2 separate regions of the Homo sapiens genome follow, and region 2 is linked to region 1. The links are chromatin contacts, found by Hi-C or POLR2A ChIA-PET in ENCODE. All regions are on one chromosome and are shown on one strand. Each heading gives the region's core, a stretch centred on a gene start or an enhancer-like site at or near the end of the contact. The rest is flanking DNA. Distances are from core to core; before and after follow the strand shown. Region 1 holds the start of RIPK4 (receptor interacting serine/threonine kinase 4). Region 2 overlaps PRDM15 (PR/SET domain 15).

Region 1 (4,493 bases), core at 1,524-4,023:
AGGCAAATGCACCATGGTCACAGCCTGGGACCCCATCTGAGGCAGGCTGGCTGCAAACCCAGAGACGTCTCTATCCTGTCTTCTCCCTGGCCGGCAACCTTCATTGTTCCCTGCGGTAGGATGTTAAAGGCAGCTTCCTGGCACTTCCAGACCAGGGACCTTGGGCTGCCTGCTGGGTGGGTCAGTGCTAAATGGCCCCCTATGAAGAAGGGCACAGCTTGGGGACCTGGAGCTCAAGGGATCACCTATTTAGATTCGCTGTCAGGACATCCAGTATAGGAGGAAACTGGCTTGGAATTCTTCTGGGGAAGGGGCCAGGAGGAACACAGGGTAGTGGGGGAGTGGGGGCTTGCAAATGTCAGCAGACAGCCCCCTTCCCCAACTCCTCCTTCCCACCTCCCACCCCCCATTGTCTCCCCTCGTCGTCCCTCCCCTCCTCACCTGCACTGCACTCCCAGGCGGGTCAACAGTCTCTCCGTGGAGCTTCGTGCCCTCGGGGCTTACCTCCTAAAAACCTTCAAGTCTGCACCCCTACTGTGCCTCCGTGGCTGCGCCCTGCTTTCCACCCAGGATCTGTGCTGATTGGTTTGTTTGTAACCACACCGGGCACGTTGTCCATGCAGGCACTTCATGAGGTTAATTAATGTTGTCCCATGAAACCTCAGGACAGCCACCTCCCAACTTGCCCTATTATTCATTTCATCTTTTTCTTTAAATCGTTCCACTTTTCTTTGGCCCTAAAATGTATTTAAAACGAAACTAAATTACTTTTATACTTGGAAATTCTAACCTCACCAGCCTGGGACCAATGACTGTTAACATAAATAGCAGCTGCGCTCCCGGAATCCCAGAGGGTCTGGAACTCGAATTCACAATTCCTGGAAAGGTGTTTGTTTTCGTTTTACCAGTTGTCATGTGAATCGGTAAAGCACTTCAAAGTCCGCAGAGGAGCCGGATACCAAACCAGGTTCCTGCCGCCGAGCCCGTGATCTTTGGACCCGATCTGCTCACAGCTGGGAGCTGGCTCTTTTGGTCTCCAGGGGGCTCTGGTCTTCAGTCCCAGGCACCAGGCACTGAGCTAGCAGCAGACACTCCATAAATATTTGTCAAATGAAGCACACAGATGATTAAATAAATGAAATTGGAGCGTTTTATTACTTGCGTGGTGTGGGCTCTTAGTCACCCCCAGCTGCGGAGCTGTGTGCCGGAGACTGTAGATGGAGAAAGGTACTTTGCTAGAGCTGAGCCCCGGGAACAGGACAGGTGACTCACTTTCAAGTCCATTCATTTTTTTCCCACCAAAATAATAACTATGTTTACTTCCAAGGTATCTTCGTAGATTCAAAACTCCAATTATTTTTTAAAACATTAGTCCAAATGTAAGTTACATTTGTGACAAGCTTAAAACAACTATTTGCCACTCCAGCCTTAAGGAGACCAACTTTAATTTCCGGAGTATGTGGGAAAGGAAGTGGCTCCCTGGTCCCCCCAGGAGGCCCCCCGAGCAAGCATCGTCATGTTGGGATGTGTGAGTTCCCTCCAAAGAGCGGCCGGATGGGAGTGGGGAGGCAGTGGGGAGACGCGGCTCCCCGCTACAGGCTATGAAAGAAGGTCCGCGCCCGTTTGGAAGGGGGAGCCTGGAGACACTAGGTCTGCGGCTTTCAATGCGCTGACTTGGGGCAGCCTCTCTCTTTCCGAGTTACTAACACAAAAACACAGTTAATGTCGTTAAAATACCCTCTCCTTTAGCTCCGCCCTCCTGTCTTCATTATTAATCTCCTGTGGCCAAAAATAAGCCTTCACTCACCGTTGCGTCTCAGGAATGAGTGAGTGTTTTCTGAGGTGTGGACGCGTGCGTGATCTGTGATGCACTTCGGCCTCTAACCCAAATATCCTTCCAAGGCTGGGAATTTTTTTTCCCCATATGTGAAAAAAAAATCTTTCCTTTTCAAACCATCTGTTCTACCTGTAAAAAGAGGCTGTTATTTAGGAAAGGATGAGGGAACTCTTGCATTTGAAATGGACTTTAGATTTGCTGTTGGGTAATTTTTTAAAAAAAGTTACTTTCTGAGAGGAAACTCGTGTAAAAAAGCAAGACGTGAACCTGCAGGGAATTAGACTAACGAGTGAAGAAAGCCAATTTCAAAAAATTAGGCGCTGTATGATTCCTGTATCTAAACATAACATTTCTGAAATAAAACAATTTTAGAAATAGAGGAAAGATTAGTGATGCCAGGGCTCCGGGGTGCGGCTGTAAAATCGCCACAGGAGTGGCCAGGTGGGGGTGGATACGGGAAGGTACACAGATGATTACATTGTGTAAAACTAATACATGCAAAGGAAGACGAGTAAAACGGCAAAACTGAATAAGATCGGTGACTGTATCAAAGTCAATATCCTGGTTGTGAGATTGGACTTTTTTTTTTGGCAAAGTTTTGCAAAGTGGTAACACTGGGGGAAACTAGGCAAAGTGAATGATTTCTTACAACTGCATGTGACTCCGCAATTAAGGAAAAAAAAAAAGCAAAGAAAAGCAGGGCAGCTGATGCGCACGTCGAGACCCGTGAGAAGCGTGAGAAGCTCTGCTCACCCAGGGGAGAGCGCAGTGACCCGCAGCGTCTATTCATCCGTCCGCAGTCACCGGGCGCTGGCAGAGAGGGCGCCCGGGGGGCGGGTAAGTGGGCGGGGCCTGGGGGCGGGACGACCTACGGAAGTGACGTAACAGGGCGGAGCGCGCACCTGGGCACCTGGGCAGCCGCCGCGGCGCTGGCTAGACGTGCGCGATGGAGGGCGACGGCGGGACCCCATGGGCCCTGGCGCTGCTGCGCACCTTCGACGCGGGCGAGTTCACGGGCTGGGAGAAGGTGGGCTCGGGCGGCTTCGGGCAGGTGTACAAGGTGCGCCATGTCCACTGGAAGACCTGGCTGGCCATCAAGTGCTCGCCCAGCCTGCACGTCGACGACAGGTGAGCGGCCCGGGCGGGGCGCTGGGGCGGCTGGGGCCCGGGCTGGGGTCGGGGTCGGGGTGCTCTGGTCCCGGGGTCCTGCCTCTCTCTCCCGAACTCACCCCCGGAGCAGCTTCGGGGGGGAAACCAATTGCCGGCGAGGCCGCGGGGCTCCGACAATGTCCACTCGGCCTGTCCGGGCCGGAGGGGCGCGGGGGCTTTGGCGAGCCCGGGCTCGATCGCGCACGTCGGGGCCGGGTCAGGCGGCTCCTCTGGGGCTCCTCTGGGGCTCCTCGGGGGCCGCGTCTGCCCGGACGTCCTAAGGCGCCCAGTCGTGCTTCCTGACACTCCCCGAGTGGCCCTGGTTTTCGGGGTCTCCAGCTCGCCTTGCGCCTCGGACCCGCGCCCTTGGGAGGCGCGTCCGGCCCGCCCGGGACCCACCGGGGCGCTGCGGTCTGCGCAGGGCTTAGAAAAATTGCCATGTGGGCCTCTGGGCTTTGTGAGTGGAGTTAGCCTCCGTTCGACTTACTTAGTAATTTACGTTGGAACACAAATTGGTGTAAGACTGTAATTATTTCGGTCGGAAGCTTCGGCTTGGCTCGGGCGAGGCTTCCCGGGCGCCCGGCGCTTGCGCGGTGGAGCTCCGGGGCTCGGGCCTGGCAGTGGGGTCCGGCACGGGGCCCGGGGTGTTGATCCGTCCGCCCAGCGCTTCCTCGCCGCACACTCTCGTTTTAGCTGACTTAATTTCGAGACCGACCCGCTAGGGAAGGGCCTTGCATTCAAGTTCTGTGGCCGTGCCATGGGGCCCTCCTGCACCCCAGTTTCCCAGTCCAAAAGTCAGAATGGAACCTGCCTGTACCTACCTAGCAGGAGTGTTCAAGGTAACAAAGACGAATGGGAAGGACGCAGAGCCGCCCGTGTTAAATTCGGTGGGTCGGTTGTCGTCTGTGCATAATTTGAGAGGTAGGGAGAATGTTCTTGAACAGTACCTCTTTGTTGTTGTAGATTTCACTGTTTACAGTTGATTTTGATGGTTCATATGTAAGGCTCAATTTAGCACGTTTTAATTATTTATCCTTTAATGAAGCTTACCTTCTACATGGAAGCTATGCTTGTATTTTACCTAGAGATTCCTTGAACACATACACTCAGAAGCGACACCTTTTTAAAATACCATTTAGCCTTTGCTGCCTGGCAGACCTGGTTTCGAATGCTCGGCTGATTGAGTGATGGGGCCGCTAAGCCCCAGCTTTTCTGCAGAATCGTTGTGATGCCTGTGTCTGGGGTGGCAGTGCGTGCTGCAGCCCCATACCGTGACTGTGACGCCTCTGTGGATGAGAGGCCTGTCCTCTCCCTTTGCATTTTCGTCCTTGGCTAGGAGACTACACAGCAGAGATAGTGGTGGCTTTTTGCCGTAACCCTCAAATCCAGTGTTTCTTGGAAACACCAGTAGAGTGGTGACGAGTGTCATCAAATCACCACTAGTTCAAAGGTGAGATGCTGGCCCAGGCTGTGCACTTTTTCTCCCCTGCCTCAGATTCTGGGAACT
Region 2 (4,586 bases), core at 1,105-3,604, 50 kb before region 1:
TAAAAGTAGGAAAATAATGCAGGATCTAATTGTTTAAAGTATAGAATGATTCCCAAAGCCACCACGGGGTCTGACAGTAGATGCAAAACCCTCAGCGTATTCACTACGCAGACTAGAATCGGCTGCGTGGTGAGAGAGAAACTCACCACGGCCGAGGAATCTTCATTGTAACGACAGAACATTCATTAATAACAAACCTAGTAATAAGATGTCTCAACTTAGTAAGCAAAATACAAAGATAATTCCAGTACACATCATAATTTTAACCCATTCCTGTTTTTATTTTTTTTTTAAAACAACTTCCTAAAAGTTTTGGAGCAGCAGGTTTGTCTTGGGCTGTTTCAAGCGACCCTGCTCATGCTGTCCCGGTGACAGTGTGTTGGAAACACAGGAGCTGCATGAACTGCACTCGCCGGGTGACCCCTATGAGCACCCGTAGAATAACGCTGCGTGTCAAAGCCTAAAAGAACTGCCTGCAGAAAAGGCCAGAAAGGGGGTCTTTCCTTTCCCCACTTCCTGGCCCTCTGTTCCTCACCTCAGAGGCCAGCACAGGCTCTTGCCCCTCCTCCAGGGTAACTTTGCGCAAGGACGGCACATGGGTGGTTATTAAAAAAGCAGCGCATGCACCTCGCCAAGACATATTTTTTAAACAATACAAACAGGTCTGGAAGGTGGCATAGTTACTCTCCCCTCAAACCCCAGCCGGTCCTCGCAGAGCCACTGCGGTGGTTTCTCTGAACGGAATGTCAGTAGCAATGTCTGCCTGCCTTAGCGGGACAGGTGGTTTCTCTGAACAGAATGTCGGTAGCAGTGTCTGCCTGCCTTAGCGGGACAGGCTGGCTTGCTCTTTATCCGCGTCTGCCTTAAGCTCCCAGCCCCTTTCACCACCTGCTCCTCCCCTTTCCTCCCCAATGCCCCCAAGAAGTAAAATGTTTAAGACAGTGTGGTGAGCCTGGCTGGAGGGGTCCTGAGTAGCGCGTAGAGACAGGAGGGGCAGGGGTGGGGGCTTATTCAGGGCCGGGCCTCTTAGGCAGGCAGAGAGGAGCCACACCTGGGTCCCCTGCAGGTCCCCAAATGCCACCAGATGCCCTGGGAGGCAAGGGGTGTGGGGTAAAGCCACATTTTATAATGTTGTAGACATTTTAGTGTTTGAAATGTATTAATTATTTAGTTGCATCGTTTTTTAAAATGAATTCTGAATAGCTGAAATAAAATGCTGGCATTAATACATCAGTTGCCAGATTTATTTTACAGAATACCAAATTCCAGTATTGTCATCGTGCTATCACGCAACAGTTGCTAGTACATACCAGCGCATGCTTGTGCTCATTTGTTTTTTTGATACTTTGCTATTTTTTTTTTACTTGAAAATACGTCTTGGAGATCTTTTTATATCGGAACATGTAAATATTGCCTGGTTTTATCTTTCAAGCCCTTCGTACGATTCATATAACCAGACCCTTTATTTTATAAAGTTTCTGGTTGTTTTGTTATAGTCATTTATTATTACAGTGTTGCAAGAAACACTGTTGCATATTATTACTTTACATTTTTTTCCAGAAATTCTAGCCCTGACCAGGGAATTAGTCAGTGTCAGGGACCAAGTGGGAGGCTGTTAGTAGTCGTGAGAGCCTGTCACCAGCAGGTGGAGGCAGGGGCCCAGCCAGTAGGTTTTCTGTGTGTGTGGAGGAAAACGTCTTGTTCAGAATCACATCATGGGCCTTGAACTACTCAGGAATGATCTACAAGAACTTACTGTGGCCAGTAAGAATATGACACCAGGTATTGAAAGCTATAAAAAAGGCATCCCCTGTTCGGGATTAGAAATTATAAGTATTTAAAAAACATCAGTTTTCCCCACGGTAATTTGTAAATGGATTGACTCACAATCCCAGTAGAGCAAGCTTTAAAATTTCCTCTGTCTGGCAGTTGTGTTTATTTTGAAACTGTTGGCAGATTTTCTTTGTTAAATGGAAGAAAAAACATTACTGTCACCAATGCTGGCTGTGGTGGGGAGGTCAGAATGTGGAGATGCCATCTCTTCTGTATTTTCTGGGTTTTCTGTGACTGTGTATTAGTTTTGAAATTTGGAATATGTTCATTTTAGAAGCAGGAAGAGGGAAGTGCTGGGGTCTGGGCGTGTCAGCAGTGACCGGCACTCTTTTTTTTTTTTTTAATCAAAAGGATTGACAGTAACTTTTTCAGGTGGAATCACTCTTCGGTCATTGGTAATAGGCCTGCAGGTGCCGTCCCCACCCGAGGCCAGGAGTTGTGCAGCTGTGTGTGCAGGCAGCGGGCTTCATCGTGGGGCCTTTGCTCCCCCTGCTGGCCCAGCCGCGCAGTTTTCTCGTAGCCAGGGAGGTCTTCTGGCCCGGCCTTTAGAATTCTGGCAGGAGCTGGTGGATGGTCACCCCTGCATCTGGTGAGGGTGGAATCACAGGGGAACCGTTGACCAGCTTACTACAGAGCTGTGTTCAGGCTCAGTAGTTCTTCCCCAAATGTGGAGGGAACACGGTGGCCTGGGAGTGCAGGCTGCCCACCGCCCTGGGCAGGCACAGTGAAGGCGCCTCTTCGGGGCTGGGGAGGCTGCCTTTGGGCTGGGTCGCCCTGTTCCCTGGTGCGTGTCAGCCTCACGGTCAGGTGTACCAAGCCGCACATGCCTGTGCCCCCTGCGGAGGGCCTTGTACAGTGCTGTCCCTGCCAGCGCACCACAACCTCTGACTCAGCCCCTATGCCAGGGCCACCCTCTCTCCACTGGCTGTGTGAGTGAGGCTTTGGAGTATTTCAGCTTCTTAAGATTGGCTTCTTAAATTACAGGTAGATTGAAACCATCTCGCGTCCGAATCCCAATCACCACTCATATTGTCAAGGTTGAAGGGAACCTTTAGTCATGCTTGTATTAATCTATCTCTCACCGAATTCTCCCGCCGGGTTGCCATGGGCACGCAGGGAAGTTTACCCACCGCCCCGGCGTTGCTCGCGTGGTCAGGGCTCGGCCAGGCCCTGGCAGGAGTGAGTGAACCTGATGTTGCAGTCAGTCCCTCCCGGCCTCTGGGCACAGTCACTTCCCAGGTCTCACCGCTGGTGGACTGACCGGGATCCTCGGGGGCCGGCCCACACCCTCACCAGTACCGCACGGGCCGCTGCCTGTGCCTGCCCCAGGGTCTCGGGCATGGGCCCCCAGGTGGGCTGCGTGGGGGTGTGGCCGCCTCTGACTCGCTGTGTCCTTGAAGGCATGAAGACCAAGCACGCGCTGCGCCACCACATGAAGCTGCACAAGGGCATCAAGGAGTACGAGTGCAAGGAGTGCCACCGCAGGTTCGCGCAGAAGGTCAACATGCTCAAGCACTGCAAGCGGCACACGGGTGAGTCCGAGGCCCGGGCCGCGCCAGCCACGGCGCTCACTGTGTAGGGAAGCCAGGTGGGCCGTGGGAGAAGAGAGAGCCGCCTTGAGACGATTCCTCTTTGTGATTCCCACTGAGTGCCGGGTTCCCCAAGAGAGCTTCCTGGGGCCGGGGTGAGCAGCTGCATATCTCAAAAGGTCCCCCTCCCACAGGGGCCTCGTCACCGGAGAGCATGCTGCACAGCTCACTTCCGGCATTGGGAGACTGGTCAGTCTTTAAATGTTCCTCCCGTTCAGCTGTTTCCCCCTCAGGAATGTGCACAAGAAATAGCGACCAGACAAGGGCCAGGGATGTGCATGCAAGGTTGCTTGTCATCTTTTGAGTTAGGGAAGGCGCTGGAAGGTCAGACGTGGCCTCGGTAGGGCACTGGCTAAGCCATGGTGAATCCAGAAAAGAGCAAGGTGTCCGCTCGGGTGATGTGTGTACTACGCTGATGTGCATAGAAAGGAGTCGGTGACGCGACAGGTCAAAGAGCAGCCTGTGCCATCTCTAACACAAGGCCAAGATCTTAGAAAACACTAGAGCAGCCTGCGCCATCTCTAACACAAGACATTCTTATAAAACACTACAGCAGCCTGCGCCATCTCTAACACAAGGCCAAGATCTTAGAAAACACTAGAGCACCCTGCGCAATCACTAACACGAGGCATTCTCATAAAACACTAGAGCACCCTGCGCAATCACTAACACAAGTCGTTCTCATAAAACACTAGAGCACCCTGCGCAATCACTAACACAAGGCCAAGATCTTATAAAACACTAGAGCACCCTGCGCAATCACTAACACAAGGCATTCTCATAAAACACTAGAGCACCGTGCGCAATCACTAACACACAGCCATTCTCATAAAACACTAGAGCACGCTGCGCAATCACTAACATGAGGCATTCTCATAAAACACTAGAGCACCCTGCGCAATCACTAACACAAGTCGTTCTCATAAAACACTAGAGCACCCTGCGCAATCACTAACACAAGGCATTCTCATAAAACACTAGAGCACCCTGCGCAATCACTAACACAAGGCATTCTCATAAAACACTAGAGCACCCTGCGCAATCAGTAACACGAGGCATTCTCATAAAACACTAGAGCACGCTGCGCAATCACTAACACAAGTCGTTCTCATAAAACACTAGAGCACCCTGCGCAATCACTAACACGAGGCATTCTCATAACAC

The links. A loop is a pair of places that touch in the nucleus more often than their neighbours do. ChIA-PET counts read pairs that join two places held with the same protein, here RNA polymerase II (POLR2A). Pooled maps may share reads with other maps.
Region 2: a map of PC-3 shows a loop between it and region 1 (7-fold over the local background). The contact joins the enhancer-like site here to the promoter of RIPK4 in region 1. A Hi-C loop is called at or near these places in 10 of 168 maps with a recorded cell type or tissue (Caco-2, HepG2, MCF 10A and 7 more), 1 of 37 single-sample maps with no recorded cell type and 9 of 50 pooled maps. POLR2A ChIA-PET finds 5 or more read pairs at or near these places in 5 of 52 experiments (HepG2, MCF 10A, OCI-LY7 and 2 more).

What each region holds. Positions count from the first base shown.
Region 1 is chr21:41,765,332-41,769,824 of GRCh38, reverse strand. RIPK4 (receptor interacting serine/threonine kinase 4) reads left to right here and starts at 2,773. Exons shown (of 8, transcript NM_020639.3): 1 at 2,773-2,965. The coding sequence starts at 2,784. LOC102724800 (a long non-coding RNA gene) reads right to left here and starts at 2,658. Exons shown (of 5, transcript XR_937745.3): 1 at 2,591-2,658; 2 at 1,808-1,966; 3 at 442-1,211. RefSeq lists an enhancer at 862-1,156.
Region 2 is chr21:41,814,484-41,819,069 of GRCh38, reverse strand. It overlaps PRDM15 (PR/SET domain 15), which reads left to right. Exons shown (of 24, transcript NM_001040424.3): 19 at 3,234-3,365. Among named protein-coding and RNA genes, the nearest start is that of RIPK4, 50 kb to the right of the region's middle. RefSeq lists an enhancer at 2,165-2,214. Within about 2 kb of position 2,354, at least 7 of the 41 ENCODE cell types and tissues checked have a DNase peak (open chromatin) inside an H3K27ac peak, as active enhancers do; they include OCI-LY7, PC-3, PC-9 and 2 more, where a contact is called at or near this core.